Regions from separate parts of the Homo sapiens genome. Here regions 1, 3 and 4 are each linked to region 2. Evidence: chromatin loops called from intact Hi-C (ENCODE). Cell type or tissue: endothelial cell of umbilical vein. All regions are shown on one strand. Each heading gives the region's core, and the rest is flanking DNA. Links, peaks and the distances in the headings are about the cores only.

Evidence for each region. Hi-C counts contacts between places; a loop is a spot of excess contacts. Peaks named below come from ENCODE experiments on the same cell type or tissue, not always from the same donor. Only the 100,000 strongest peaks of a DNase experiment are listed, where the experiment ranks them.
Region 1: it touches region 2 in a loop (10-fold over the local background); 4 of 110 quality-filtered maps call a loop at or near these places.
Region 3: a loop joins it to region 2, with 2.9 times the contacts of the local background. A loop is called at or near these places in 5 of 110 quality-filtered maps.
Region 4: a loop joins it to region 2, with 8 times the contacts of the local background. A loop is called at or near these places in 2 of 110 quality-filtered maps.

Annotation. Positions count from the first base shown.
Region 1 is chr11:102,730,490-102,738,442 of GRCh38, reverse strand. No RefSeq gene overlaps it. Among named protein-coding and RNA genes, the nearest start is that of MMP8, 9.5 kb to the right of the region's middle. RefSeq lists silencers at 4,898-4,947, 5,068-5,117. In endothelial cell of umbilical vein, for the core only: a CTCF peak has its summit at 4,991 (motif pointing left); a DNase peak (open chromatin) is centred at 4,972.
Region 2 is chr11:103,032,963-103,040,915 of GRCh38, reverse strand. No RefSeq gene overlaps it. Among named protein-coding and RNA genes, the nearest start is that of DCUN1D5, 55 kb to the left of the region's middle. In endothelial cell of umbilical vein, for the core only: a CTCF peak has its summit at 4,758; a DNase peak (open chromatin) is centred at 4,715; H3K27ac peaks cover 447 bases.
Region 3 is chr11:102,937,354-102,945,306 of GRCh38, reverse strand. It overlaps MMP13 (matrix metallopeptidase 13), which reads left to right. Exons shown (of 10, transcript NM_002427.4): 10 at 941-2,312. The coding sequence ends at 1,041. Among named protein-coding and RNA genes, the nearest start is that of MMP13, 14 kb to the left of the region's middle. In endothelial cell of umbilical vein, for the core only: a CTCF peak has its summit at 4,130 (motif pointing right); a DNase peak (open chromatin) is centred at 4,136.
Region 4 is chr11:102,826,641-102,834,593 of GRCh38, reverse strand. It overlaps the pseudogene WTAPP1. Among named protein-coding and RNA genes, the nearest start is that of MMP3, 13 kb to the left of the region's middle. RefSeq lists a silencer at 1,500-1,705. In endothelial cell of umbilical vein, for the core only: CTCF peaks have their summits at 2,852 and 3,052; a DNase peak (open chromatin) is centred at 3,033; H3K27me3 peaks cover 687 bases.

The sequences.
Region 1 (7,953 bases), core at 2,038-7,037, 300 kb after region 2:
ATTCCAATCAATGAACATGGAATATTTTTCCATTTCTTGGTGTCCTCTTCAATTTCTTTCATCAGTGTTTTATGGTTTTCATTACAGAGATCTTTCAGTAATTCCTAGGATTTAGTTTTGTGACTACTGTACATAGGACTGCTTTTTCATTTCTTTTTCAGTTTGTTCACTGTCGTCCCACAGAAATGGTACTGAATTATGTATGTTGATTTTGCATCCTGCAACTTTACTGAATTTATCAGATCTAATAGTTTTTTGGTGGAGTCTTTAGATTTTTCCAAATATAAGATTAAATCATCTGCAAACAAGAATAATTCAACTTCTTCCTTTGCAACTTAGATACTCTATATCTTTTTCTTGTATGATTGCTCTAGCTAAGACTTCTGGTACCATGTTGAATAACAGTGGTGAAAGTGGGTATCCTTGTCATGTTCCAGATCTAAGAGAAAAGGCTTTCAGTTTTGCCCCATTCAGTATGGTACTAGCTGTGGGCCTGTCATTTTACTATTTATTGCCTGTCTTCCCCTGCTACAGTGGAAGCTCCATCAGGATGTGTGGCAGGGAGAGGGGTGGGGGATTTGCTATGTATTATTGTTTTGTCTGTTTATTTTACTAATATAATGCAAAATCCAAGTAAGTACTTAATAAAAGTTTTTAAATAAATTAACACAGAATTGATGCTGGATTCCAGAAAAGATGGAAAGTTAATAAAAAGGTATATAGTCAGTTTGACCAGCTCCTGAAAAATTTCTTGGCTTCGTCTTCATTAGTGCAGAGGCTAGAATATTACAGACATTGCAGCAGCCCCCAGAAATGCTCAGAGCCTAAGACCAAGTTTCTGATGGGTTCCTGGGGAGAAAATCCACCAATGAATATGAGAAATCAGAGTGGTTGTGTTTAGACTTTGCCAATAAGCACTCTGCCTTGAGATTTCAGGGAGACTGATAGTCCCATGGAAATATAAGATCTCAGGGGAAGTATGCATTTGTAATAACCATATCTGTCAAAGGACTTGTTTCATCCTGCTGAACTCATGACTGGAGTCGCCCCAAAAGTGGCAGCAAGGGAATTCCTGCAAGGAAGTGCCCAAGACTGTCTCCAGATGGGGCCAGCTGAGATTCCAAAGAAGGAAGCACTAAATGCCAGGGTGAGAAGGACAACACATTTATTAGGGGTATTTACTTACAGAGTTCTTTGGTGTATCCTCTCAAAGAACAATCACGGTAGAGGGGTGTCCTACATAGATATGTCTTCATCTAGGGGGTAATATGTCTATATGAGGATTTAAAGATTTGGTTCAGGGCCAGGGCCAGTTTCTTTCTAGTAAACCTAGATATCTTTATCACTACCAGGGAATTTTCAAGTTCCTGGTTTGGTTTCAAGACTGCTGGGAAAACCTTACAGCTGGCAAGGACACAGGGTGGTCAAGGCACTCTGATTTTTGGTCAGGACACAGAAAAAAAAAGTGAGGGGAACTGGGGAACCCTGCAGGAGTTTTATTCAGAATATATAAGAAATCTAACATATTAATAATAAAGTGACACATGCAATTAAAAATGCATGGGAGTTTTAATCAGACTCTTCACAAAGACATATATATGGCCAATAAACACATTTAAAAAGTACTTAACATTATTAGTTATCGAGAAAATAAAATTCTTATAAGGCACCACTAAAAAAAATCCACTAAAATCATTAATGTTAATAAGACTGACAACACCAAACATTGATGAGGAGCTAGAACATCTGGAAGGCTCATACAATATCAAATTGCTCACAGTTCAATATTTATTCACCCTATGACTTCTACATATTTGCCCAAGATAAATGAAAACATAAATACCCCAAAAAAGCTTGCTCAAGAATTCATAACAGCTTTATTCTTGATAGTCCAAATCTGAAAATAGTGGCATATTCATACAATAGAATATTACCACTAGTACTATATACAACAACATGGATTAAACTGAAAACCATTAAAATGTCTCTCTTATCCTAAGAGACATCATTCTAGGCAAAAGAAGCCAGGCACAGAAGCTAATATATACTTTTGATTCCATTATATGAACTTTAAGATTATAAAAAGTAATATATAGGAAATGAAATCAGAACAGTGATTGACACTGAGGAGGGACTGTGTTTGACCAAGAAAGAACTCAGAGAACTCAGATGATGGAAATGTTCTCTTCCTTCATGAGGTATGGGATACATTGGCTTATACATTTGTCAAAACTCACCGAACAGTGTAGTTAAGACTTGTGTACTTCACTATATGTCAATAGTATCTCAAAAATATATAAAGAAAAAAGAAATTAACAGCAAAAGGAAGTCTTAATTATTCTATAACTATAAAATAATGTTTAATGGTTTAAATATCTTCCCACAAAGAAAACATTAAGCTTAGATGGTTTTATTGGTTTGTTTTGCCAAAAGATCCATGTCAAGGAATAGATCATTCCAATCTTACACAAACTCTTTCAGAGAAAACAGAGGACATATTCCACCATCACCATATAGCACATAGGGAGCAACTTTAGGTACTTTCTTATTAATACTGGGAATAAGAGAAGGATGCCTGCTATCACTGATATTCGTTTAATATAGTCCTGGATATCCTGTCAAAAACTGAAATGAGGCCATGAACAGTGAATCATGCCTGTAATCCCAGCCCTTTGGGAGACTGAGGCAGGAGGATTGCTTGAGCCCAGGATTACAAGACCAGCCTGGGCAACATCAGTAAGACCTCATTACTACAAAAAAAAAAAAAAAAATTAAAATGAGGAAAATATCAACAGTTATAAAGATCAAAAGGGAAGAGTCCAAATTATAATTATTTGTAGATAATTTGATAATTTACATAGAAAACCTCAAAAGAATCAAAACTCTTAAGATGAGAAAAATTGTAATGTTTCCAAGTACATCAACACATCAAAATCATTTACATGTCTATATATGCACAATAAACAAGTAGATCAAACATAGAAAACAAAATATTAATAGCCACAGCAAAATCAATTACCTCTTTAGGAAATAACATAGCAAAAACAGAACAACCCCTTAAAAATGAGAATTTAAGACTCTATTACAGACATATAAGAAAAATAGAATATGATCTTCATGTATGGAATGACCTAATACTCTAAAGATGACAATTTTTCCAAAATTAATTTGTAAATGGGAAGCAATTTTAACTAAATTCCAATGGCAGTATTTGGGAAAGGAAAATTGATTGCAAGGCTTTTATTTATAAAAAAAAAAATACACACTAGGAGCTAAGAATTTTGACAAAGAACAAAGAAGGAGAGAGTCCCACCAAATATTAAGACATTTTACAAAACCTCTGTGACCCCAGTGGTGCAAAACTTACGCAGGAGCAGAGACATAAGCTAATGGAACTAAATACAAGTCCAGAAACATGCTTTTGGTATGATAGGGGTGGTACTACAAATTAGAAGAAAAAAAAGAATGAATCCTCAAATAGTTGTTTGGAGGCACTACATGGAAAAAATAAAGATGAATTCTGTATCCCAGCAAGTGCAAGTAACAGATACTCTTCACTGTGGAGTTCCAGCTACTGGGCACATGGAAGAATTATACTCCTTAGCCTCCTTGCAGTGGGATGGGACCACATGACTAGTTCTGGACTATGACTTGTGCTTGGTTCTGGGCTGGAACATTTCATTGCTTGTGCAAAACCCTTTAGAAATCTTTTTTCAACCAACATGACAGAGAGAATTCAAGATCACAGCTTCTCTGGAGGTCTGTGAAACTGGGTCACTGCCATACACAGAGGTCCTCTGTCAAACCATAATTGACACATAGCACAAGCAAGAAATAAATCTGAGCTGTCTTATAAGACTAAAGGATGCAGGGCCTATTACCAAAGTGTAATTTTGCTTATTCTTTCTGATGCAGACCATGCACAAAAGTATACTTTGAATTGGTTAAAGACTTCAATATGAAAGGTAGAACTAATTCAACAAAATACATAGGAGAATATTTTGACCATCATAATGTGGGGAAGAATATCTCAAATAACACCAAAAAAGCATAACTCATAACGGGCAAAGCTGATAGTTTTGATTACATTGAAATTAAAGAATTATATTAAATGAGAAACAGAGAAAGTGTCTGCAACATATGAAACTAAGGAAAGATTAATAGGTGGTTCAGAGAAGAAATTCTTTTAAATCAACATGAAAAAGGTAAGAAATCCAGTAGAAATGCAGGCATGGAAATAAGTTGGCTATTATTAGAAGGGGAAATCTGGGTAGCTGACAGCATATAAAGAGATATCCAATCTTACTAGTAATCAACGGAATACCAATGTAAAAAAGATACCTACTTATACCTACCAAAAATGGCAGAAATTAGAAGTTCTGGTTATATTAAGTGCTGATAAAAACATGGGGAATATGAACCCTTATTTACAGCGGGCAGAACTGTTAATTGGTGCAACCATTGTGAAGCAAAATCTGGCTGTATCATAAGAATACCTGTATTCTAACCCCAGTAGTCCCACTTGTAAGTATTCATTCTGACTGTGATCCCCAGGAGACTTGTAGGGCAGCCAATACAGAACTATTTGTGAGAGCGGGAAGCTAGCCACCGCCTGGATGGCCATTGTTGGTGAACTGACACTTAGAATGTGATAGCCCTTATCAAGTAAGCTAAAACTGCCACCCACAACCTGGCATTAAGATCTGTTAACAGAGGACAAAATAATGTGCTTAGGAACATTGTGACCACTGTGGAGTTTCTCATTCTGCATTCTCACCTAAAGCAAACTATTCATTTTAATGAGCTTTGGCCAAGTCTTTAATGTCCAGTTCTCCCACTAACCTACCTAGTTCAAAACCTGGGCTCATCCTTACTAAATGAGATAAATGGGATCTATTTGTTTTACATTCTTATTTCGAAGAAGACTGTTGATCTGACCGAACAGTTCACCCTCCGAATACCCCAGTGGACTTTGGCGCCCTCTGCTGGTTTTACAGGGGGCATGATGACCACTAGCATGGCTAAGAGTGACAGGTCTCAGCCATCCGTGACTTCATTGAAGGCCACTGGTTGCGTCTGCTATACACCAGCTTACTCTGGGAGCATTAAGCCATAGAAAAATATCTGGATGGAGACATTTCAAAATGTTAACATTGGTTACCTCTAGAAGAGGGGACTGAAGTAGGGGGAAAGGGGGTTAGAAAACTTCACATTTACTTACCGTACTTCTGAAAGTTTGGAATTTTTTTTTTAATAAGCATGTATTTTTGTATTACTAGACTATTTAAAAATAAGTGATTTTTAAAATAAAATAAATCGTTTGAACAACACTTTCTATATTGCTTTTCGTGCATTACCTCCTTAAAGCCCACGGCTTTGAAATAAGAACGTAAAACAATATAGCAATATAGAAAGTGCTCCTATCCTGTGAGGCTTTTTTTTATATTTAATTGCCAGAGAACTGTAATTTTTATCTGTTATTTTGCACTCTGTGTTAAACATTTTCTACACATCCATATTTAATCTTCACAACATTCCTATGATGTCAGGGCTATTGTTACCACCATTTTACACGCAAGGAATTAAAACTTAGGGATGTGAAGTGAACTGTGTCTAGGGTCCCACAGTAATAAGTGGCCAATTAGGGATGTGCAATTAAGACAGAGAGATGAAGGAACTTGTGCAAGGTCAAGCAAATGATAGAGTGGAGTCAAACCCAGGTCTTCGGATTTCCATTCCCCATGCTAAAGAGAAACAGGCTGTCTGTGAGTACCTCGGGCTTGTCACTTCAGGTTCCTCTGATGTTTGGTCCTGATGTATGAGGCAACCACATCTGTAGAATTTGGAGGAAGAAAGAGTCAGAAAGTTCCCATAATGACCTTAATGTGACATTTAAACTAAAGAAGCTACTCAGGCAGAAGGTCAACTCCAGTAGAAGACTTTGTGGAGACTGAACAGAAAGAGCCTTGGAATTAAACCAAACTTGGATTCCCAAATTCTGCCACACATTACACATCTGCCAGTGTGTGATCTCAGGTAATTCACTTAACCTTTCTGATCCTCAGTTTCTGTATTGCTTTTAAAAGACGTAATACCTAAGAAATTTACATAAAAGTGACTTTGCAAAAGCCTTTATGACAGTACCTCACTTCTAATGAGTATTCAGTAAATACTCACATATTCTTGGCATGGAAAGTCAAAATGGAGAACAGGGTGGGTGCAGGTTATCCTGGAGTTATAGGGCATGGTCTCCTAAAGGGCTTTTCAAATCACATGCAGACCACAGATCCTGAAGTGCCCTTCCCTGTGCAGTCAGTCTACACATTTACTGACTACCTCCATCTCTTCTCATTGAGAATTATTGCCTGTAACAGAAAGATCAATGGTCCCAAAAATGCCCACATCCTGACCCGTGAACATGTTAGCTTACATGGCAAAAGAGGTTTCACAGGTGTGATTTGGGTTAAGGACCTTGAAATGGGAGATTAGCATTATCTCAGTGGGTCCAATCAAATCACCTGAGTCCTCACAAGTGGAGACCCTCCCCCAACTGTGATCAGGGAGAGACAAGAAGATGGAATAAGGGTTAGAGAGAAGTGATATTGCTGGTTTTGAAGATGGCAGAGGTGGAAATACAGGCCAAGGGATGCAATAGCCTCTAGAAGCTGGAAACAACACAGAAACTGATTCTCCTCTATAGCTCCCAGAAGGAACACAGCACTGCTAACATATTGATTTTAGCCCAGTGAGACCCATACCAGACTTCTGACCTGCAGAATCGTAAGGCAATGAATTTATCTTGTTTTGAGCCATTGGACGTGTGGTTATATGTTACAGCAGCTGCGGAAAACTAATCCACTGCCCCTGACAAGCCAATGTCACCAAAGGGCATATGTGGTGTCTTTCTGATATTTTAGGTTAAAAAATAAATTCAGGTTGAGAACCATTGATCAAGAGGAGTGAGAACAGAATCTAGTGGGGACTATATAGATGTGAGACAGTTTATTGAGATGAATTCTCACAGACTCCAACAGGCGTATGTGGGTGACAGCTGGTTGGGCTCCAAGGGGGATGGGAGCCAGATGTGTGGTGTGAGGAGCAGGTGTGTGATGTGAGGAGGAGCAGGTGTGTGGTGTGAGGATTGGGTGTGTGGTGTGAGGAGGAGCAGGTGTGTGGTGTGAGGAGTGGGTGTGTGGTGTGAGGAGGAGCAGGTGTGTGGTGTGAGGAGTGGGTGCGTGGTGTGAAGAGGAGCAGGTGTGCGGTGTGAGGAGTGGGTGCGTGGTGTGAGGAGCGGGTGTGTGGTGTGAGGAGTGGGTGTGTGGTGTGAGGAGGAGCAGGTGTGTGGTGTGAGGAGTGGGTGTGTGGTGTGAGGAGAAGCAGGTGTGTGGTGTGAGAAAGAGCCGGTGTGTGGTGTGAGAAGGAGCGGGTTTGTGGTGTGAGGAGCGGTTGTGTGGTGTGAGGAGTGGATGTGTGGTGTGAGGAGGAGCGGGTGTGTGGTGTGAGGAGTGAGTGGTGTGAGGAGTGGGTGTGTGGTGTGAAGAGGAGCAGGTGTGTGGTGTGAGGATTGGGTGTGTAGTGTGAGGAAGAGCAGGTGTGTGGTGTGAGGATTGGGTGTGTAGTGTGAGGAAGAGCAGGTGTGTGGTGTGAGTAGTAGGTGTGTGGTGTGAGGAGGAGCGGGTGTGTGGTTTGAAGGAGTAGAGGCACTGACTGGGCTTCCAAGAAGTTTGACAGTGAGGGAAAGGAAACAGGATGGTAACTCAAGTGATTAATAGGGTAGAAAGAAGTCTGTTGTTTGGTTTTATTTTGTTTTACTAGAGAAACCATGTAGGCAAACAGGAAGCAGCCAGTGAGGGAAAGGAAATAGCGGGGGAATGTGTAAGGAGAATAGTTCTGGTGTGGAGATACAGAAAGAGTCCCATGGACACACTAAGAAATTGAATATTTTGGTGGTAA
Region 2 (7,953 bases), core at 1,922-6,921:
CAGGGCTAAGCAAGATTTTGTTTACAAACCTGGTTTCCATATTTGGTGAGCTTGCATACAAACCAACAATCTTTGGTAACTCATGAGCCATTGTCTCCTGATGTTCTTATTTCTGACCAGAACATGAAGTTGGCAAAATTATCCAAAACATCACATCCTAAACTACTCTAGTTACAACCAAGAAGCTTGATTTCCAAAACAGAAATGTGTAACTGTTAAATCCACTAAAAGGAAAATTCCTCATTTTTAGGCAATTGATTATTTTTTTCTCTCTGATTTGAAGCATGTTTAGATGCATATTATAAATTTTGTTATTTATAATAACAAAATTATTATAAAACAGGGCCTTTATATCCTTTTCATCCATGAGTATACAGCAGACAAATATCTTATTATCTCTAATTCTGTCTGAGAATAAGAAACCAGTACAATTTACTCAACAATGTACAAAGATCAGTGAGAAGAAAGAAATCTTAGGCTGAGAATTCAAGATCAAATAAAGTTCTAGAACATGCTGTGCCCCAGGCTTTTTACAAAATTAAGCCTTAGTGGTCACCTTCAAACCAGCAAAGCAATGTGAACACCGAGAAAGTCTTCACTTGCCCTTCCACTTTCTTTACATGTTGGTCCTGTCTTAATGTCGTATTAAATTCATACAAACTGTCTTTTGGGAACTGATGGCAACTTTCATATGTAAAGGGGAGAAGGGAACTAATATTTATTAAGCTCCTGCTATGTGCTTACTACTTTTAAAATATTATTTCATCCAATCCTTGTAATTCTTGACATGGATTTTATAAACCTTGACATATGGCAAAATTTATACTCAAAAAAGCACACAGATGATAACTGAGTGAACCCGTACTCAATACCAGGATTTCTATTTTCAAGTCTGGTATGTTTATCACTATTCTAGGACTATGTACTACATAGTAAGTGGTCAGTGAATCTTTGCAAAGTGAATGAATGAACTCCATGGATGTCTCCTGAATATCAACTTGAATCTCTTTCTTTTTCACTCTCTTTTTCTCACAGTAAATATTTATTCTTTTTTTTTTTAGAGTTTTCTTTTTTTTTTTATTATACTTTAAGTTTTAGGGTACATGTGCACATTGTGCAGGTTAGTTACATACGTATACATGTGCCATGCTGGTGCGCTGCACCCACTAACTCATCATCTAGCATATTCAATTAGGAAAAGAGGAAATCAAATTGTCCCTGTTTGCAGATGACATGATTGTATATCTAGAAAGCCCCATTGTCTCAGCCCAAAATCTCCTTAAGCTGATAAGCAACTTCAGCAAAGTCTCAGAATACAAAATCAATGTACAAAAATCACAAGCATTCTTATACACCAACAACAGACAAACAGAGAGCCAAATCATGAGTGAACTCCCATTCACAATTGCTTCAAAGAGAATAAAATACCTAGGAATCCAACTTACAAGGGATGTGAAGGACCTCTTCAAGGAGAACTACAAACCACTGCTCAAGGAAATAAAAGAGGATACAAACAAATGGAAGAACATTCCATGCTCATGGGTAGGAAGAATCAATATCGTGAAAATGGCCATACTGCCCAAGGTAATTTATAGATTTAATGCCATCCCCATCAAGCTACCAATGCCTTTCTTCACAGAACTGGAAAAAACTACTTTAAAGTTCATATGGAACCAAAAAAGAGCCTGCATCGCCAAGTCAATCCTAAGCCAAAAGAACAAAGCTGGAGGCATCACACTACCTGACTTCAAACTATACTACAAGGCTACAGTAACCAAAAACAGCATGGTACTGGTACCAAAACAGAGATATAGATCAATGGAACAGAACAGAGCCCTCAGAAATAACGCCGCATATCTACAACTATCTGATCTTTGACAAACCTGAGAAAAACAAGCAATGGGGAAAGGATTCCCTATTTAATAAATGGTGCTGGGAAAACTGGCTAGCCATATGTAGAAAGCTGAAACTGGATCCCTTCCTTACACCTTATACAAAAATCAATTCAAGATGGATTAAAGACTTAAATGTTAGACCTAAAACCATAAAAACCCTAGAAGAAAACCTAGGCATTACCATTCAGGACATAGGCATGGGCAAGGACTTCATGTCTAAAACACCAAAAGCAATGGCAACAAAAGCCAAAATTGACAAATGGGATATAATTAAACTAAAGAGCTTCTGCACAGCAAAAGAAACTACCATCAGAATGAACAGGCAACCCACAGTAAATATTTATTCTAATGTATTTGGAGATCACCTGATCCAACCTCCTCCATAAGAAGCAGTCACCTATGAAGTGCCTGACACAAAATCCTCAGCCCATGTTTGCTTTTTTTCAGGAAAAGGAAATCTTTATTTGTTTCATTAATCTGTTTCATTTTTGTGTGCTCTTTATTATTAAAAATGTTTTTATTTTTTATACTGAGATAAAATCTGCTTCCAAGTGGAAAGACGGCATGGCATTGTGGGACAAGCATAGGTTTGGGCTCAAAAAATTGGGATTTGGGCCCTCAACTTTTCCACTTTGGGTAAGCCTCAACTTTTCTGAATTTTAGTTTTCCAACCTATAAAATGGTGGTAATGGTAGTGTATGCATTGCCTAACTCTCAAGGTAATTATAAGAACCAAATGATATAATTAATAAGACAGCTCTTTGCAAAGAATAAATCCCAATAGAAAAGTCAGTTATTCCTATTTTACCTTCTGGGACTTCGTAGAGTAATTCTACTCAGTGTTAAAAAACACAATGACACGACTCATTACAACTTCTTTCTTTAGGCTAAAGTGCCCTCTTTTCTTATAAGTTTTAAAAATATAAAGTAGAAGTTTTCATACAAAAACTCCCCCTCATTGCCTCCTGCTAGATCCTCTCTAATATGTCAAATACTGCCTTGAAGCGTCCCACAGAACTGGACCACGACGCAGAATCATCCTTACCAGCATAGAATACACTTGTGTCGTAACTGTCCTTGGCCTGGATCTGCTGTTTTGATCATGAAACCTCAAGGTTTTAGACATTATATATCACTGCTAAGCTATATCGAGTTTGTGTTTGACTGAGAGTCAGGTCTTTTTCATATTAGCTGCTGTCAAGCTACGTCTTCCAAGTACTGTATTCACGTGGTTGTGTTCTTTTAACCTCAATGTAAATCACCACATTAATTTATATTTAATTCATCTTACTGGTTTTAGCCCATTATTCCCATCCATTGAGATTTTCTTGACTTCTTATTTTGATCTACCAATGTCTAACTATTTCCACAAGTTCTATGACATCTGCAAAATAGTAAGCAAGTTCTTGCTGGCATTAGCCACATTATTGGTAAAAATGGTGAATAAGATTAAGGCTTTGGAAGTATCTTTTCTTCTCACTAAAGATTTTTCTTTAAGCTAGATTATTATTGTCATAGTTAATGAACAGCCTATCACAGTTATTGGTGACAGCCCTGCTTCTTCCTAATAGATTGTGAGACCACAGTTTGATCTTCTTAGTATCTCTAAGGCTTAACATAGTGCCTGACAAATATTTGCTGCTTAATAAGAGTTTATAATTGAAGAATGAATGAATGAACTGACATATGTCTATTAATTAATATGCTTTGAACATGATTATTTAACTAGATACATGGCTCATATAATTTAGCCAACATCCAACTTACATTTTCTTTTTTATTTTCATAAGGATATTTACTAAGATTTTGTCATATTTGTCCTAAATCTCTGGAAGCATTCCCTTGATCTACTGATTTAATAACCATTATAGAAGAAAAGCAGATACACTAATATGACTTGTTTTTAGTGAAATCATCCATACTTACTTTTATTTAACACCTATTTCTTTCCTGGATTATTCCTATACTTTTTATGTAATTACTTTCTCTAAACGTTTGCTTCATGACCTCCTAATTACCATGTGTTCCTCCCCATGGGATGTACATTTGTGCAAGTATCTCTCTTCCATCATCATCTTCTCCTTCTTTGCTTCCCATTTTGCTCCTTTCCCTGCTCAATCAATCTTTTTAAGTTAAACAGTTTATTCAGATGCATTATTGAGAATAGGCTCCTCTTTATCTTTAGTTCTCCTGTTCTTATTCAGTTGCTTTCCTACCTTACTTCTTCCTGTTTTTGTACCAAAGTTGAATAAAAGTATAAGTATGTTGAATAAAATTTTGAGCTCCAAGATTTTATTTTATTAAAAAAAAACACAGAAAGAAACATATTTTCTCTCTACCTAAGCAGCACAAAATCTCTCCAACCAATAAAATTACATTTTACTTAAATTCCATTGACAAATGAGTAGGTCAGTTATCCCCAAATGCAGACCCTTTTCCTTCTAGAGAATTTATTGCAACAGAGATCTCTGTAGGGATCTTTCTGAATAATGATGACTTGTGATATTTTATGTCTTCTGTGTTTCTCAGGAGGCTTAGGAGAACATTCTGTTGTCATTCCAAACTCTATTGTATTTACCATCAGCATTTAATTCTTGAGTCGTAGTTTGGGTTTTGTCACAAGAGAGGGCAGGTTTGTCTTAGGCTGGTTTTCTGGTAGTAGAGTTAAATGAGGCCATTGATCAGCATTTATGTTTAGCTTAAGGAAATGTCATCATCTTGTTTGCTTAAACCATAAACACAATCCTCAGCTATTTCCTGTAAAATTTTGCTAACTAGTAATATCTTCTGTAGTGGAAAATATGTGTCATTCTCTTAAAGGCTGTTAAGAACGGAAGTGTGTCCTTGAAAAATTCATATGTTGAATGACTCCCCCATGTGGCTGTATTGAAGATGACACCTAAGGTTGGAACTCTTATCTCATAGAATTGGTGTCCTTATAATAAGAAGAGGAAGAGACCCAGTGTTCTCTCTCCACCATGTGAGGACAAGGCGACAATGTGGCCATCTGCAAGTTGGAAAGAGAGTCCTCCTCAGAACTGGACCCAACTAACGTCCTGATCTCAGACTTCCAGCCTGCAGACTGTGAAAAAATAAATTTTTGTTGTTTTAAGACACAAAGTCTGTGGCTTTTGTTATGGCAGCTCAAGCTGACTAATTCAATGGCTTAATGGTATCTTCATCTGAAAGTAATTAGTAGCTGCATTTCTTCATATGAATTCATAAACTTTACCATAAGTCTGTCAGTCCAAGGGTACCATTAATAGTATGTCATGTTTTGCTCCACATGCCAGCCTTTCTAATAGTTTATCCAAAATTATAATACCTTTTATATTTGGGGTGCTGCTTTTTCTTTTTCCAGTTAAGAAATGTATGAATTTACACTTAGAAAATTGGCTTACTTCATCTGATGTTTTTCAAAGGACAAGATGTAATCTCTGAGTCTTCAATTAATAGAAAAAAAATGTGTGAATCATAAAATCCAAAAAATAATGTTAAGAGAGTCTTTAATTGCAGCCCTGTGAGTTCTACCTCAACCAGTAACTAAATTAATGGGTGATGTACCACTGTGTCTACTACTACTACTACTACCACTGTGATCAGTCAGTGACCTGATCACTCCACAGATGTGAAGTTCTGTACTTCCCCTCAGATACCTCTGAAGCTTTGTTAAGTTCATTTATCAGTTTTTCCTCCTTGAGTGCAGGATCTGTGAAAGGTATTTGTAAAACAATCAAAGTATCTCAGACTCAACAATGCCTCTAACCTTGGAAAATTAATGTAACCTACTAATTTGTGAATGTTAAAAAGTTAATCTTTTGATATCAGTGTAATAAGCTTTAAAAGATGAATAACACTGTCCTTTTCATAGTTATTATAGTTTTCATTAAGATTAAAATAATATAGGTAAAGGTAATTAATTTAAAATATAATAAATTCACACAAAAGGAGAAGCATGAATAAAAAGACTTAACTATATGGCTATAAACAACATGAAAAGGTAAATGGCAAGTTAGGCCAAATATTGGTGACAGGTAGGACAGACAAAGGGTAATTTAAAACATAAAATACAGACATTGCAACAAATACCTAAATGCAAAAATACTATAAATACAGAAAAAAATTAACTATCATTTATATTTTTTAAATTAATTAATTTATTTTTATTTTCTTATTGTTATTTCTTGAAACAGAGTCTCACTCTGTCACCCAGGCTGGAGTGCGGTGGTGCAATCTGGGTTCACTGCAACCTCCACCTCCTGGGCTCAGGTGATTCTCATGCCTCAGCCTCCAGAGTAGCTGGGACTACAAACACTCATCACCACGCCTGGCTAATTTCTGTATTTTTAGTAGAGATTGGGTTTCACCATGTTGCCGAGGCTGGTCTCAAACTCTTGTCCTCAAATGACCCGCCCACCTCAGCCTCCCAAAGTGCTGGGATTACAGGCATGAACCACCATGCCCAGCCGAGTATCATAACAGCACAAACAAACATAAAATGCCTGTCTACAAATCTAAGAAATGTGTGCTGAAAACCATAGAACACTAACGAGAGACTTAAAAAAAAAAACCTATGTAAATGAAGAGATATTCTGTGTTCATGGATGGGAAGACAATTTTGTTAAGATAAATTTTCTCCCCAGATTGGGTTACAGATGCAATTCAGTTCCACAAAAAAATCTTGGCATGATATTTTTGTAGAAATTTATAAACTGATTGTAAAGTCTATATGAAAAAAGCAAAAATAGTTGAATAGCCAAACAATTTTGAAAAAGAATCAGATTGAAGTATTCTCACTACCTGATGTTGTCTTATTATAAAGTGAGAATAATCAAGGTAATACGGTATTGGTAAAAGGACAGACCCACAGACAAAAAAGGAGAAATAGAGAGTCCAGCAATAGATCTACACACCTATCCTATACCCAATGTATTTTTTACAAAGATGAGAAGGCAATTAAATGGAGAAAAAGTAGTTTGTTTTAACAAGTGGTGATGGAACAACAGAATATTCATATAAACATATGTATATGAATATTAAAAATTTACATACATAACATTACAAATATATTTATATGAATATTGCATATTCATATATTTATATGAATATTCAATTGTGTGTATATATATATACACACACACACACACACACCCCCACACACACACCCACACACACACTCTGACCCATTTCTTGCACCATAGGCAAAAATTAACTGAGAAGGGGCGGGGGGCAGTGGCTCATGCCTGTAATCCCAGCACTTTGGGAGGCCGAGGCGGGTGGATCACGAGGTCAGGAGATCGAGACCATCCTGGCTAACATGGTGAAACCTCGTCTCTACTAAAAAAATACAAAAAAATTAGCTGAGTGTGGTGGCGGTCGCCTGTAGTCCCAGCTACTCCGGAGGCTGAGGCAGGAGAATGGCGTGAACCTGGGAGGCGGAGCTTGCAGTGAGCCAAGATTGCACCACTGCACTCCAGCCTGGGCGACAGAGACTCTGTCTCAAAAAAAAAAAAAAAAAAAAATTAACTGAGGTGGGATTATAGGCCTAAATGTGAAACCTAAAACCATAAAACTTCTAAAAGAAAACATAGGAGAAAAATTTTCTCCTTTAAATAGGCAAATATTTCTTAGATAAGACACAGGAAAGTCAGAATCATAAAAGAAACAACTGATAAATTTGACCTAATAAAAAATTTCCTCTTTGAAAAGATACTCTTGGTAAAGACATGTTTTTTGGAAAGATACTATTAGGAGAATGAAAAGATGAGACACAGACTGGGAAAAATATTTGCAAAACACATATCTGATAAAGAACTGCTACCTAGAATATGTAAAGACACTCACAACTCAATAATAACAAAACAACTTCATTTTTATTTATTTTATTTTAATTAATTAATTTTTTAGAGATAGGTTTGCCCCATGTTACCTAGCCTGATCTTGAATGTCTGGCCTCAAGCTATCCTTCTGCCTCAGCCTCCCAAAGTGTTGGGATTACAGGTGTGAGCCACTGTACCAGGCCAACTTCATTTTTAAAACAGGCAAAAGATTTAAAGAA
Region 3 (7,953 bases), core at 1,873-6,872, 96 kb after region 2:
TAACTACCTTAACTATATAGTGACTTTTTACTTTAATTATGTTCTCAACCTTTTTTTTTTTTTTTGACAGAGTCTCACTCTGTCACCCAGGCTGGAGTTCATTGTCGCAATCTGAGCTCGCTGCAACCTCCGCCTCCTGGGTTCAAGAGATTCTCCTGCCTCAGCCTCTGGAGTAGCTGGGATTACAGGTGCCTGCCACCATGCCTGGCTGATTTTTGCATTTTTAGTAGAGATGGAGTTTCGCCATGTTGGCTAGGCTGGTCTTGAACTCCTGGCCTCAAGCGATTCACCCGCCTCGGCCTCCCAAAGTGCTCAGATTACAGGCCTGACCTCACCGACCTCCTTTAACTATGAAAAGAGATATTATTGATAACTTATAACAAATAGGCTGGGTGCGGTGGCTCATGCCTGCAATCTGAGCACTTTGGGAAGCTGAGGTGGGCGGATCACTTGAGGTCAGGAGTTCAAGACCAGCCTGACCAACATGGCGAAACCCCATCTCTACTAAAAATCCAAAAAAAAAAAAAAAAAAAAAGCTGGGAGTGGTGGCATGCACCTGTAATCCCAGCTAGTCAGGAGGCTGAGGCAGGAGAATCACTTGAACTTAGGAGTCAGAGGTTGCAGTGAGCCAAGATCACTGCCACTGCACTCTAGCCTGGATGACAGAGTGAGACTCTGTCTCATATACGCACACAAAAATCGATAATCCAAGTAGCAAAACTGTGTAGGAGGATTCACACCTTAAAAGAACAACTAAAAAATAAAAATAAAAAAATAAAAAATTTAAAAAGGAACAACTATTAAAGAACTAATAGAGTTTAAAAAGAAAAAGTTTGAAATTCCTACAAATGGGATCTAAGAGATTGAACCATTAATATTAACTGGATTAAAACCTTATTATTTTCAAACTCTGAAATTGTCTTTATGCTTTTTCTTATAGGTTATATCTATTTTTTCAACGGACCCATACAGTTTGAATACAGCATCTGGAGTAACCGTATTGTTCGCGTCATGCCAGCAAATTCCATTTTGTGGTGTTAAGTGTCTTTTTAAAAATTGTTATTTAAATCCTGAAGAGCATTTGGGGTAATACTTCCAGAAGTGCGGGGTAGGGGAAGAAGAGCTATCAGGAGAAAGCTTGGTTCTGTGAACAAGCTTCAGTAAGTTATCTTTGAATATGTAGTATCTATATGACTATGCGTGGCTGGAACCACATTGAAGAATGTTAGAGTAATGAAATGGAGGATCTCTAAAGAGCATCTGATTCTTGTTGCTGTACAAAAGCAATGGTTGATGATACTTCCCACACCACAAATGGGACACATGGTCTGTCAATGAGAGCATAATTTAAAAATATATTTATAAGGAAATTTTACAAGGGCATAAAGTAAATACATGCATATAATGAATAAATCATTCTTACTAAAAAGTATAAAATAGTATGAAAATGGAAATTTGGGAGAGCCATACATAAAAGAAATAAACCAAAGGAAAATGTCTGTAATAATAGACTGTAACTTCCAAATAAATAATTTTCATTTTGCACTGAGGATATTCAGATGTATGTGCCCTTCTTCACACAGACACTAACGAAATATCAAAGTCATTAAAGACAGGAGACAAAAGAGCAGTGGTAAGAATAGTAGATGTGGCCTTTGAATTCTGTTTAATTTTCACTTTTGGCAATGACTCAAAGTCTGCTCTCATATAAGACAAATATTCCTTTGCATATTATAAAGGATAAAGAAGGATGATGTCTTTTTATTAAAATATTTCAGGTTCTTCAGAAGTCACACATTACAAAGTTAAAATTGTTATCAAAATAGTCTAAGGCCATGGCATCCCTTTTTCATAAATTATTTGATTATTTAAGACTAAAAGTTGCATTTTAACCCTATTTTACCTAGCTAATTATTTAATTGTCCAGTTTGTCTTGGATATATAGGCTATTTTCTAAAGACTTGTATAGCATGAAATAAAATATATCTTATAAAGTGGAAGTATGTATATTAAAAAAGAGACATCCAAATTTTTTTTTAAAGCAGTCTACTAGATTGTGATCCCTTGAGATATGGAAGGATGCCTTTTTTTCTCTGCATTTAAAAAAATCCCCCAGCACTTCCCACAGTGCCTATTGATACTTGGGGAGGGTGCTTGGCACTTATTGAATATATGATCGGCCATCAAGGGAAGAACTATTGTGCTCAGAGACACTGTTGATAAAAACTCAGGCAAAGAAAATGAAATGCATATTTGCAAAGTGTATTAGGAAGTGTTTATGTTGTTTATAATAAAAATATATTTTCAACAGACAATTGCTATATGGTACATTGTCTTTAGGTATAATTTCAATCTTTCCTCACCCAAAGAGGGTTCATTGCCAATATTTTTATTTTTGGAGACAGAGTCTCTCTCAGTTGCCCAGGCTTGAATGCAGTGGTGTGATTCCAGCTCACTGCAACCTCCACTTCCCGAGTTCAGGCAATTCTCCTGCCTCAGCCTCCCAAGTAGCTGGGATTACAGGTGAGCGCCACCATGCCCGGCTAGTTTTTGTATTTTTAATAGAGATGGGGTTTCACCATATTGGCCAGGTAGTCTTGAATTCCTGATCTCAGGTGATCTGCCTGCCTCAGCTTCCCAAAGTCCTGGGATTACAGGTGTGGGCCACTGCACTGGACCCTTCTTTTTTTTTCTTTTTAAGAAAAGATGTTTAGGCCAGGTTCAGTGGCTCATGTTTGCACTCCCAGCACTTTGGGAGACCAATTGTTTGGGCCCAGGATTTCAAGATCAGCCTGGGCACCATGGTGAAACACAGTCTCTACAAAAACAAAACAAAACAAAACAAAAAAAAAACAAATTAGCTGGGGGTGGTGGTATGTGCCTGTAGTCTCAGCTACTAGGGAGGCTAAGGTGGGAGGACTACACGAGGCAGGGAGAGGTCAAGGCTGCAGTGAAATGTGATCACACCACTGCACTCCAGCCTGGGTGACAGAGCAAGACCTAGTCGAAGAAGAAGGAGAAGGAGAAGAAGCCAGGTCCCAGCTACTCAGTAGGCTGAGGCAAGAGGATCACCTGAGCCCAGGAGGTTGAGGCTGCAGTTAGCTATGCTTACACCACTGCACTCCATCCTGGGTGATAGAGTGAGACCCCGTCTCAAAAAATAAACAAACAAAAATAGAAAAGATGTTTCACTTGATTTCAGAAACATTTTCCCTATGTTTAACCATTTTCTTTCATGATACTTCTCTCTCATGGATAGACAGACAGACAGACAGATATACATAAAGATATATAGATATAAAGATATACATAAAGGTATATAGAAAATATATATAGTCAAGATTGTTTCCTGACTTCCACCTTTACTCCAGTCTCAATTCAAAATTCCAAATCCAATTGGTGTTACCTTGATGAGTGTCCTTCCACAGTAACCAAAGCATCGAATTCAAATTATAGCAAATGTCTATTTGGAGTTTACCACTGGTGATAGGGGTAGCATTAAAGAGAGCTGATTATGAACTGAGCAGATGGTCCTAATAGAATCTTCTATGAAATAGGTTACAGGTAAAATACAGATAGCCAGTTTGTATAGATATTCACGAATGGGGTTGAGAAGACCAAATGAATGTTTTATGAGAAGTAATATTATATTCACAAATTAAAGTGAGAGTGCATTTACCTAGAGCTAATGTACTAGGCAAATGCACTGCCTTAAAATTGAATTGTAGCTAGTAATGGCCTCTTCATCAGATAATAAGGGTAAAAGGTTTGAAAAACTCCTCAAAGTGAACCAATAGCATACTTGTATTTGGAATAGGAGAAACTGACAAGATCTTATATTGGTGTAACAAATTTTGCTCTTGGAATTATCCTGGGAGAACTTTTGTATTAAAGCAAAAATATTGTCCTGGATTTCCATATCCTCATGTCAGAATAAAAACACGAAAACATATATAACAGAAAGATAGCCACCATAAAAGCTACCAAGTTTAACTCACTTCCCGTTTAGAAAAAAAAGTGCAGCTCTCTGCACGCACAGTTTTCTCGGAGCCAACAGGAGTGGATTAAGCCCTGGTCACAGAAAATACCTTGATTTACGGATTCATCACGACGCTGTGAGATTTACAATACTTCCACTAGGTGGCACCAGCAACACCCTTTTTAAAAAGGTTGAACTGGTCAGAGAATTCAATTAAGTCACAAAACCAGTGCTTTGTTCTTTAACATAAGGTTGAGGAACTTAGCCACATCGCTGATTGTTTAACTCCTGACTTTACATTACTGACTTTCAAGTAAGATTTAATAGCTATGGAATTCAAGAACAGCTTGCTCCAGGTTTCTTAGTTTTTGTATATGAGTTCCCCTCACTGATCTCTCAGAGGTGAGTCGGAATTCTGTGTCATCCTGACTTGGTGGCTTGATGAAGCCACCAAGACCTGAAGCATGCACCCCTTAGAGCTAGGGCTTGTGAGTCATCTCAGGCCCCTGGGTGACAGACTCCAACGTGAACTACAAAATGCACAATCTACACAACCAATAGAATCAGCACTCCAAAGAGAAAACAAACCAGCACTGTTCTGGCACCAAGAGGGAGGAAAACCCAAACTACCAGGCATGATAAATTTTGTTTTCTAAATAAAAAAGTGGGCCGGGCACGGTGGCTCACGCGTGTAATCCCAGCACTTCTGGAGGCTGAGACAGGTGGATCACCTGAGGTCAGGAGTTGGAGACCAGCCTGACCAACATGGTGAAACCCCGTCTCTACTAAAAATACAAAAATTAGCCAGGCGTGGTGGCGGGCACCTGTAATCCCAGCTACTTGGGAGGCTGAGGCAGGAGAATCGCTTGAATCCGGGAGGTTGAGATTACCAACCAAAAAAGTGAACAATTGCTTATTACCTGAGGACAATGGCGAGTTTAGAGGAAGAAAGGCTTTACAGTTTCCGAAGTTTCTTTCTCACATGGTTTAGTTTTTCTAATTTTTTGGACTTTTATCTGCCTGGTATATTGAAGTATGCGAAATGCTGATTTAAGACTCCTTGATTTTGTTCTACCTCACTGCTTACAAGACACTCAGATTGAACTGCAGCTAATAATGATCTCTGGAAAATAAAAAATGTGCTGAGTTTATAGCAACAGCATGGCCATTTTTGTAAGAGTTTATCATGATGTCTTAATTGACCTGAATTGCCAAAACTGCCAGAGGTGTGTGAACCAGAGCAACTCCATCTTAAATAGGAGCTGGGTAAAACAACGCTGAAATCTACTGGGCTGCATTCCCAGACCGTTAAGGTCTTCTACGTCACAGGATGAGATAGGAGGTCGGCACAAAATACAGGTCATAAAGACCTTGCTGATAAAACAGATTGCAGTAAAGGAGCTGGCTAAAACCCACCAAAACCAAAATGGCGATGAGAGTGACCTCTGGTCATCCTCACTGCTACACTCCCACCAGCGCCGTGACAGTTTACAAATGCCATGGCAACATCAGGAAGTTACCCTATGTGGTCTAAAAAGGGGAGGCATGAATAATCCACCCCTTGTTTAGCATATCAGCAAGAAATAACCATATAAATGGGCAACCAGAAGCCCTTGGGACTGCTCTATGGAGTAGCCATTCTTTTATTCCTTTACTTTCTTAATAAACTTGCTTTTACTTTGCACTGCAGACTCACCCTGAATTCTTTCTTGCGTGAGATCCAAGGACCCTCTCTTGGGGTCTGGATCGGGACCCCTTTCCTGTAACAAAACTATACCCTAAAATTAGGTTCTGTGAGAAGGAAAATTTCTCTTTCATACATGAGCCCGAATAGGTAAAATTCTATTGCATAAATGCTATCTGAGTTGTACACACATGGAGAAACACATACAAGTATATGCAAAATTCATTGTAACCCACTCTAGAATTACTCATTCAATAACGTCATCACACATCAACTGGGCAAGGAACAATTGTACGTACACGATATTGAGAGAATTCTGTCTCTTAAATTTTGATTGCAATGAAACTGGACTTACTATCCAAATCCACCTGTTATGCCTTACAGTTTTTTATAAGTGAAGATAGTGACACTCTTTTTTCATAATTTATGCAGGATTAAAGGACATTGCACAAGCATCCTTATCTGTGTTCCATCTTTTGTGCTTATCTGTGTCCCATCTCTTGCGCCAAAAATATGTAAAATTAGCAACTAAAAAGGTTTATTTATTTTTTGTTTACTTGTTTTAAAATGGTTACATATACCAATAGCCTTCCTTTTCTGGACAATCTTCTCTTTCCTTTATTAGACTGGGCACTAAAAGCCTGTACAGGTCACAAGCAAAACCATTCATGAGGCCCTTCCAATTCTATCTAAAAAGGAGTGTTGTATTCTGGAGTTAAGAGCATCTGCCTTTCTGGGTTGTATCCTTTGGCCAGCTCGTGCCTCGGCTCAGTGAGTGCTCAGGGCCTTGTGGATTTGCTTCCAAAACAACGCAAGGAAAAAGAAGTCTGAGTTGTGTTTCTGAGCACATGGGGTACAATGTGTACACTAGTGCTGGCTCAGTTTTTGGCCAACTCTAGTTCTGAGTATTGTGAGCTGAGCAGAGGGCTGGGACACAGCATCAACTGTGCCTCCAGCCACATCCTTTTCTGAACCCATTTATAAGGCTTTATCCCTTAATAAATAAGATATCTCCTAAATACTTGCATTCCTAATTTCATAGGAAACATCTAAATTGTTTTATGGTTTGAATAACAGCAAGATAAGATACAGGTTAAGGAAGCAGAATCTCAAGGAAGTGAAATAATGGGCAATATTTTGCAGTCATCGTAATGGAAGTCAGATACTTGGCAACAAAAATTACCCAGGCATTATGTGGGATTAACTGGAATATGAATTAAGGGCTCAGAGCTATTTTATGAGAAATGCACTGTACACTCTGTATATGAAATATGCTTCTACTTGGTATTTACTTTTAAAACATTTCCTGAAATCTTTCAATGGGGCAGCTTTGGGGACTAGAGAAATATGGCAATATTGTGTGTCCTGTGTTTACATAAGATACAAAAATTTAGAGAAACGTATTAGATCATCTGATTTCAATTCCTTCAGTTTACAAATAAAAATCTGGGGCCAAGAGAGAGGAAATGATCCTTTCAAGAGCATACAATAATGCTGAAGACTAGGCCACAAACATCATCCACTTTTCTCCTTCTATCTTGTTAACTCCTCTACTCTCTTCCACAGGCCAGGGCACAGATTGTCTATCAGGGGGCATGAAATGTAATTCTACTGGAATGATACCACTAGCCTGATGGCATCCATGTCCCAGAGTCAAGGGAAGCTGAGCTGATGTCTCTATATTATCTTGGATGCTCAGCCTTTGCTGACCATCTTCTCCCCACTGCTGAGGCTGCTTGACCATGACTGACCTTAGTCAAAAGAGATTGAGGGAGTTGAAACTCAGGTGTCTGCAGCTCAATGAAAAATCCTTGCCAGAACAACTTTGACTTTGTATCTAGTTTTGAAAACTGGGTTTCTGTGTTTTCCCCAAGACTGAGTCCCCACTTTTGCTACAGCATAGAAAACTGGATCTCTCCATTATCCTCTATGCCAGAGTCTCGGCTTTTTATTTTTATTTTATTTTTAACTCTTATCTTAGATTCAAGGGTACATGTGCAGGTTTGTTGTATAGGTAAACTTGTCTCACGGGGGTTTGTTCAGATTATTTAGTCACCTGGGTACTAAGCTTAGTACCCAACAGTTACCTTTTCTGATCCTCTCCCTCCTCCCACCCTCCTCCCTCAAGTAGGCCCCAGTGTCTGTTGTTCCCCTTTTTGTGTCCGTGTGTTCTCATCATTTAGCTCCCACTTATAAGGAGAACATATGGTATTTGTTTTTTGGTTCCTGTGTTCGTTCATTTGCTAAGGATAATGGCCTCCAACTCCAACCATATTCCTGCAAAGGACAT
Region 4 (7,953 bases), core at 972-5,971, 210 kb after region 2:
AATGCAAAAGAGACACACACATATATATAAAACATATATGTATATGGAAGGTTTCAACATTGAGATTATTCTTAAAGCCAGAAGTATGGGAGAGATCATATGGGGAGAGTTTAAGATAAAACTAATGAATAGCAACATTTGGTCAAAATTTACAGCATTTCTTTATTTTTAAAATTACCTAATTTTATTTATTTCTAATAGGTACTACCTTAGCCACAACACAAAATCCAAACGTTAAAAGACATTATGCAATATAAACAATTTTCCTCCCACCCCTGTTTCCAACATCTAACTCCTTTTCTCAGAGGTAACCAAGCAGATCTTTCTTGAATCCTTCCAGAGCTATTTTACGCATACCAAGCATTAATATAATCTTTCAAAATAAAAATGGTACTATGCAAAATTACACTGTCTTGCTCTTTGATTTTTTTCACTTAATGTATCTTGGCAGCTATTCCACATTAGTACATGTAGAATTGCTTTATTCAATTTTTTTTTCTTTAGGTGCACTTAATTTAATATCAAGACCACAATACAAAAGGCCCAAATACAATGAAAAAACACATTTGTCCATTAACACCAATGATAATGCTCTTTCAGCACATGCCTGCCGAATGGAATGCGGATTTAATAAAGCTCACTCCTGAAAAAAATAACCCAGTGAGTCTCACCACAGCCAACATCCTTAAGCAATCTGGTTGTGAAATGAATGTTTATAATGCTTCAAACAGCTTAAACCTGAAGTTTGATACCACACCTTCATGTTTGCACAGTTCTCAATAAGATTATCTACAATATTTACAACCATTCAAAGGTAAACCATTGATTAAAACCACATTCATTTAAGACTCAATAATTCCCATAAATATGTACAATTATTATGTATCAATAAAAAAGAATCAAGTAATATAGAGCCTCAAACTAAATGGTTAAATATATGAACGACTTATACTGACAACTAATATTTGATTTTCTGTGACTATTTAAGGTTGGTTCTTAGCAAATAATCCCTTTAAAGGCAAAATTCACCTCATTTGAGTTTTGACCCAGCAGTTCAACAACAATGATGAAGTTCACAGTCTTACTGGCAAAACCAATATGTTGAAAAGTCCTCATTTAACATCTGGATAAGTTCTTGGAAACTCTGATTTTAAGCAAAGGGATGCATAAGGAAACCATTTTTACCATAGGCTAATTGATACAAACAAGAGTTAAATTTCTATGGCATATTTCTAAGTCACAAAAACATCACCGAACTTCTAACTAAAGACCAAAACACTTCTAAATAGTAAACACTGTAGGCCCAGCACAGTGGCTGACACCTGGAATCTCAGCACTTTGGGAGGTCAAGACGGGCAGATCACTTGAGGTCAGGAGTTCAAGACAAGCCTGGCCAACATGGTGAAACCCTGTCTCTACTAAAAATACAAAAATCAGCAAGACGTGGTGGCATATGCCTATAATCCCAGCTACTCAGGAGGCTGAGGCAGGAAAATCGTTTGAACCAGGGAGGCAGAGGCTGCTGTGAGCCGAGATCGCGCCACTGAACTCCAGCCTGGGCGACAAAGTGAGACTCTGCCTCAAAAAAAAAAAAAAAAAAGAAAAGGAAAAGTAAACATTGAAATAAATGCGAGTTATGCATACATTTAAGAAAAATTAATAAAAAACAAGTAAGATAATTATTTACCTTCTTGTTTCAGTTCAGAGTGTTGAGTGGCTGGAGCCCATCCTGGCAGCTCAGGCCAGCCCTGGATAGGACTCCATTCCATCATCGCAGGGCGCACTCATACTCACTCACACTCACCAGTCTGCGACCATGTAGACAAGCCAGTGAGCCTCATGTGCACAGCTGTGGGATGTGGGAGGAAACCAAGTACCCAGAGAAAATCCACAAAGACACAGGGAGAACCTGAAAACTCCACACAGACCATGGCCCTGACCGGAAATGGATTTTTTTTCTCTTCGACGTCATAACTAATCCATGTTATTTGAAGACCTGCTCTTTAGAGTTTCTAAGTCACTATGCTCAAGGGTAAGAGCAATGCATAGTCCATTTTCCATTTTACTGGAATTTATGTTCAATTCATGATTTAAAGTCTCCAGGTTTTCATTTCTCCGAACTGTCCAAAGACATTGTGTGCCTTAGGACCTTGTTTCTCCCTCTATTTTCTTCAAACAGAAACATTTCTCAAGTATCCACATGTTCCCAAAGAGGAATTCTTCAGAGGTGGCCGCTTCTTTGGGATAGTGCAAGTCTACCAGGCTTCTGAAGCAAAGCGGATGGGGAGGGAAAGAACTGAAGTGCAAGGTTCATTGGTAAGTTTCACATTAACCATTAGGAGCTGGGGAGTATAAAAATGCGGCTTTTTTCCTTTCCTCTCAAAAAGTCTGAGTGTTGGTGTAGAAACGAGTCCTTGGCTGTCCCCCCAGTGACTTTCTAGTAGTGGGACTGTCAGGGAAGCCTTGACTGAGAATATGACTGGAGAGTTTACCTACCAGGCGTAAACTTCCAGGCACTCTGTTCATTTTGGGCTTGTTCCCGTTTGTCTTCAGTCAGGGCCAGATCACCTTTCATTTTTAGGAAAACAGGTTGATGGCTCGGTCTACCATTGTTGATCGGGCCACGCTGGGCCACAGATTTGCTGGAGGTACTAAATTCGGGTAGGACGCCTCGCATCTCCTGCCTCTTGTCTGCTAGTCGCATCGCAAGGACGTTTGCCCCGCGCAGACTCTTGCTGCTTTTGCTTTAGTTTTCACTGAGGTTGAGGTCAGCGTTCTTGCCTCCAAAGCTTGCGCATGTGTTTCATATTGTTTCCATTTTAGAATTCATTCATCTCCTGCCATCCGTTTGAAGTTTCGCTCAGTCTAACCCTTTGGGGAAGAGGGTTTTTTGTTGGTCATCTTGAATCCGAAGAGTCGCCTCCCAGATGCGGCCGTGGTCACCCACCGCCAGCCCCACCAGGGAGGAAAGGAAGGGGGCTGGTCGCCAGCAGAGCCCGATTCGTCGGACCTCGCTCTGGCTCTTCCCCGGAGTCTGGCGCCCCTCCGCGGCCACGGGACTCTGCGAGCTCCTGTTTATTGCACCAGCTGCGCTCAAAGGAAGAAATACGCAGCTTATTCAGTCCCCTATTGGTGATTCAATAAATACATTTATACATTAAATAAATGCAAAAACCAACTAAATAAAATGTTAAAGTAACAAAAAATAAAATTAGTTTGAAATAAGTGTAAATATTAAAAGAAAATAATTTTATAACATTTGAATATATTTATATAATATTTAAAATTAAAATATATTTAAGATAAAAATAATAAAACATAAATGAAATAAAATTGTGTGCATCAGTAGATTATTTTCAGTATTCAGTGTATCAGTAGCCTATTTTTTAATATTTTGCTGTGATATCCAACGCTACAGTGAATATCCTTAAGCACACTTGCATATTGGATGGAAAATCTAATCTTCAAAGGCTGAGCAGAGATACAGGAGCAGGAAAACTATTTGTTGGATTCTCCAACATGAGGGCCACTGATGCTCTTTACAACAGCAGCGTTGGTGAAGTGATGGAGCTGAATTCTGATTGAAGCTGGTAGAAAAGTTGGCAAGTTAGGGTGTTTTTGGCTATAGGTAGCAGAAAATCTCAACTGATTTAAAAATAAGGAATTTTCTGGTTCATATTACATAAAAGTACAGCACTAAGACAGGTTTTAGTTTCGGTGCGATCAGAGTTCTGGCTCCATCACTTTGCGGTTATCTTGGTTCTGTCCTTGTGTCAGTTTTACCTTGAGGCTGGCTTTCCTCACGGCAGCAACACAGCTATGTTGTTTAGTGTCCAGGCAACGCACCTTCTTAAATCACCACCTTCAAACACGAAAGGACAGTTCTGAGTGTCCTCCTGTTTGGACCATCCCTTACCATATGGTCATCCTAGACCAATCACCATGGCAGGGAGGATCAATCAATTTCACTGCAGTCATGTTTTTGTTACACAGTGAGGTGAAGGAAAGACATTGAGTCACCAATCTCTGTCCATCTACTACAAAGAGAAACTGGAATGTGAGAAAGTCGAAATAACAGATGCAAATAATTCTTAGGAAATGTTGTGCTGAGAAGGAAGTGGAAAATACTTTCTCTGTGCTATCAGACCTGATTCATAGTTCTTATGCATGTCTTAACTGTTAGGCTGGTAGTTGATTTCAATAATGCAGAAATATAAGTTTAGAGTAATTCAGTAGCATTGCCATAATCACATAGCAAGTACATAGCCAGGATCCAATTTCATATCCTTCTAGATTCAAAGATCATGTTCTTATTTTGTCTAGGGACCCAGACAATAAATCAGCCTGGTTGCCTTATCTTTTCAGTTTTGACTCCATTCCGAACTAGGGGTTCTGCAGTGTCATATGGCATGACCACATTGGGGCTGGTTCTTCCTCAATTCTGCAGTTTAAAATCCCCACAGCCCAAGGGCCGGGGTTCTTTTGAGTCTGATATCTAGCCCTGCTAAATTTCTTTGTGCTGTCCTAAATTGTAATGAACAATGGAGAACCTCACACCAGCTACTCGTCTGTAAATTTCCCCAAGCAATCTTGTTCCAGAAATGTTTGTTTGTTCCAGGTATGTATTTTTGTGCTGACAAGGCTTTCACCTGAATTTGACACCGACCAGAGGCTAAGCCCCAGGGACCAGACATGTAGCCCATGTCGGGACAAGACCAGCTCTAATGGTGACTGATGCTGAATCCCAGAATGATGTTTGATAGCTGGCTCAATTCCTCTTGCTTCAGGCAGGCTTATTGGAGTACGTTTGCATTTACAGGAAATCATGCAGTGACACTAGACTGGGGGAGGGACACTAGACTGGGGGAGGGACACTAGACTGGGGGGCAGGGGAGGAAAGCAGAAGCTGGGAATCTGGTTTGGACTCAGCAATAAACCAACAGAAATATGGGTTTGACACAAATAAGAACGTTCATAAACGATAAAGTACAGAATCTCACCAGTTAGTGAGCAGATGGGTTATAATGACAGAAGCATTTAAGAAGCCTATTATCACAAATCAAGCAATATGGAGATTAGCCGTGATCCTATTGTGAAGGAGCACTGTGGGAAGAGTGCATTGAAGCTACTCAGATCTGGCAGGAATAACTTGTGAAAGCAATTTTCTGTAAAATTGAAGAAGTTGGCAGGGTTTAATTATGAGAAAAAGTCCAGCTTGCTAACCACCTGGGATTTGGGTAGAATCATTCTGGAAGCAGCACAAACACCCTTTGCCTTGGTTTATAATCACTGATAATAATCTGTGTGTAAAACTTTAGTGGCTGTAGCGGACCTAAAATAGTAATTATCTTTTCTTTGGTTGGGAGCAAATTAGCTACTTCTGGAAGGAATATATGTATGTACATTATATATAATGTATATTATACATAATGTATGTAATGTATATTATACATAATGTATGTAATGTATATTATACATAATATATTATATTCTACAATGTAATCTAATATAATATATGAAACTCTATTACATTATGCATAATATACATTATATTATGTATGTATATTATATATACATGTATATATACGTGTATAAAAACGTGTATATACATATATACGTGTATATACATATATACGTGTATAAAAACGTGTATATACATATATACGTGTATAAAAACGTGTATATACATATATACGTGTATAAAAACGTGTATATATACATATATACGTGTATAAAAACGTGTATATATACATATATATGTGTATAAAAATGTATATATACATATATATGTGTATAAAAATGTATATATACATATATACGTGTATAAATGTATATATACTTGTATAAATGTATATTATGCATAATGTACATAATGTATATTATGCATAATGTACATGTTTATTATACACAATGTATATTGTATATAATGTATATATACTATATAACATTTATGTGTATTACATATTTATACAATGTAGATCATATATAATGTATGTTATGTATAATATATATTTAATAGAGAATGAATACAAGTGAGACTTTTGTTTAAGGAATGTTATTATGCTGTGTTATGTTTTGCAGTCACTGCTATTTTGAATATTTTCTGTTTTTAAGTTGTTTGCAAAGTGTATGAGAATTTGAGTTAAGTGAGTCAATTGATTGATTTATTAGATTACTAAGCATTACTTAAGTGTTTAGAAATATCTGGCTTGTTGGGTTTTAAGTCTGCATAATAGACTTGCATTATCTGAAAAAATTACCTACATTGAAATTGTAATTATGATTTGAAGTGTTGATGAAAATATTACTTATGAATTCAAATAGCATTAAATGATTAAGGTTAATTTATTATTTTTACTGTACAAATCAATAAATATTAATCAAAGCTAGTGAAAATGATTGTACTTATTTTTATATAAATATACTAGATTAATAAACAAGATTAGAAAGCTGAACTTAAAATATTAAGAAAACTTAGGATTTAACTCTTTAATAGATGGAGTATTATTATAATAAAAGTAAAACTCTAAGTATTAATAGGCATGCAAAAAAGGCCCCCTTAGACATTAGCAAATCCAATTGAAAGGCTAACGTATATTACTATTGCTATCTTAACACAGAAGGGAAACAAATACTTTGTATATACTATCTCATTTAATTCTCACCTATGAAGAAGATATTATTAAACTTTTTTACAAATATAGGGATGTATAGAGAGATTGCACAACATCCTCAAGGTCATACAGATAGTAAATGGCAGAGCCAGATATCTAATGCATCTAGTCTGACACCAAGCTTATGTTACATCCACTTTGCTGCCTCTCTATTCTTTAAGTTAACATGAATTAACCTATGATATGGTGTGGCTGTATCCCCACCCAAATCTTATCTTGAGTTGTTGCTCCCATAATCCACATGTATCATGGAAAGGACCTGTTGGGAGGTAACTGAATCAAGGGGGTGAGTTTTTCCTGTGTTGTTCACATGAGAGTGAGTAAGGCTCACAAGATCTGATGGTTTTATAAAGAGCAATTCCCTTATGCACGCTCTCTTGCCTGCCACCATGTAACATGTGCCTTTGCTCCTCCTTTGCCTTCTGCCATGATTGTGAGGCCTCCTCAGTCATGTGGAACTGTCAGTCTATCAAACTTCTTTCCTTTATAAATTACCCAGTCTTGGGTATGTCTTTATTAGCAGTGTGAGAACAGACTAATACAGTAAGTTGGTATCAGTAGAGTGGGGTGCTACTGTAAAGATACCCGAAAATGTGGAAGTGACTTTGGAACTGGGTAACAGGCTAGGTTGGAACAGTTTGGAGGGCTCAGAAGATATGAAAATGTGGAAAAGTTTGAAACTTCCTAGAGACTCAGAGGGCTTAGAAGACAGGAAGGTGTGGGAAATTTGGAACTTCCTAGAGACTTGTTGAATGGCTTTGACCAAAATGCTGGCAGTGATTTGGACAAAAAGGTCGATGCTGAGGTTGTCTCAGATAGAGATGAGGATCCTGTTGGGAACTGGAGGCCACTCTTTTATTTATTTTTCTGAGAAGGAGTCTAGCTCTGTCACCCAGGCTGGACTGCAGTGGCGCAATCTCGGCTCACTGCAAGCTCCACCTCCTGGGTTCACGCCATTCTCCTGCCTCAGCCTCCCAAGTAGCTGGGACTACAGGCACCTGCCACCGTGCCTAGCTAATTTTTTGTATTTTTAGTAGAGACAGGGTTTCACCTTGTTAGCCAAGATGGTCTCAATCTGACCTCATGATCTGCCCGCCTTGGCCTCCCAAAGTGCTGGGATTACAGGCATGAGCCACTGCACCTGGCCAGGTCACTCTTGCTATGCAAAGAGACTGGTGGCATTTTGCCCTTGCCCTACAGGTGTGTGGAATTTTGAACTTAGGAGAGATGATTTAGGGTATCTAGGGGAACAAATTTCTAAGTGGCTAAGCATTCAAGA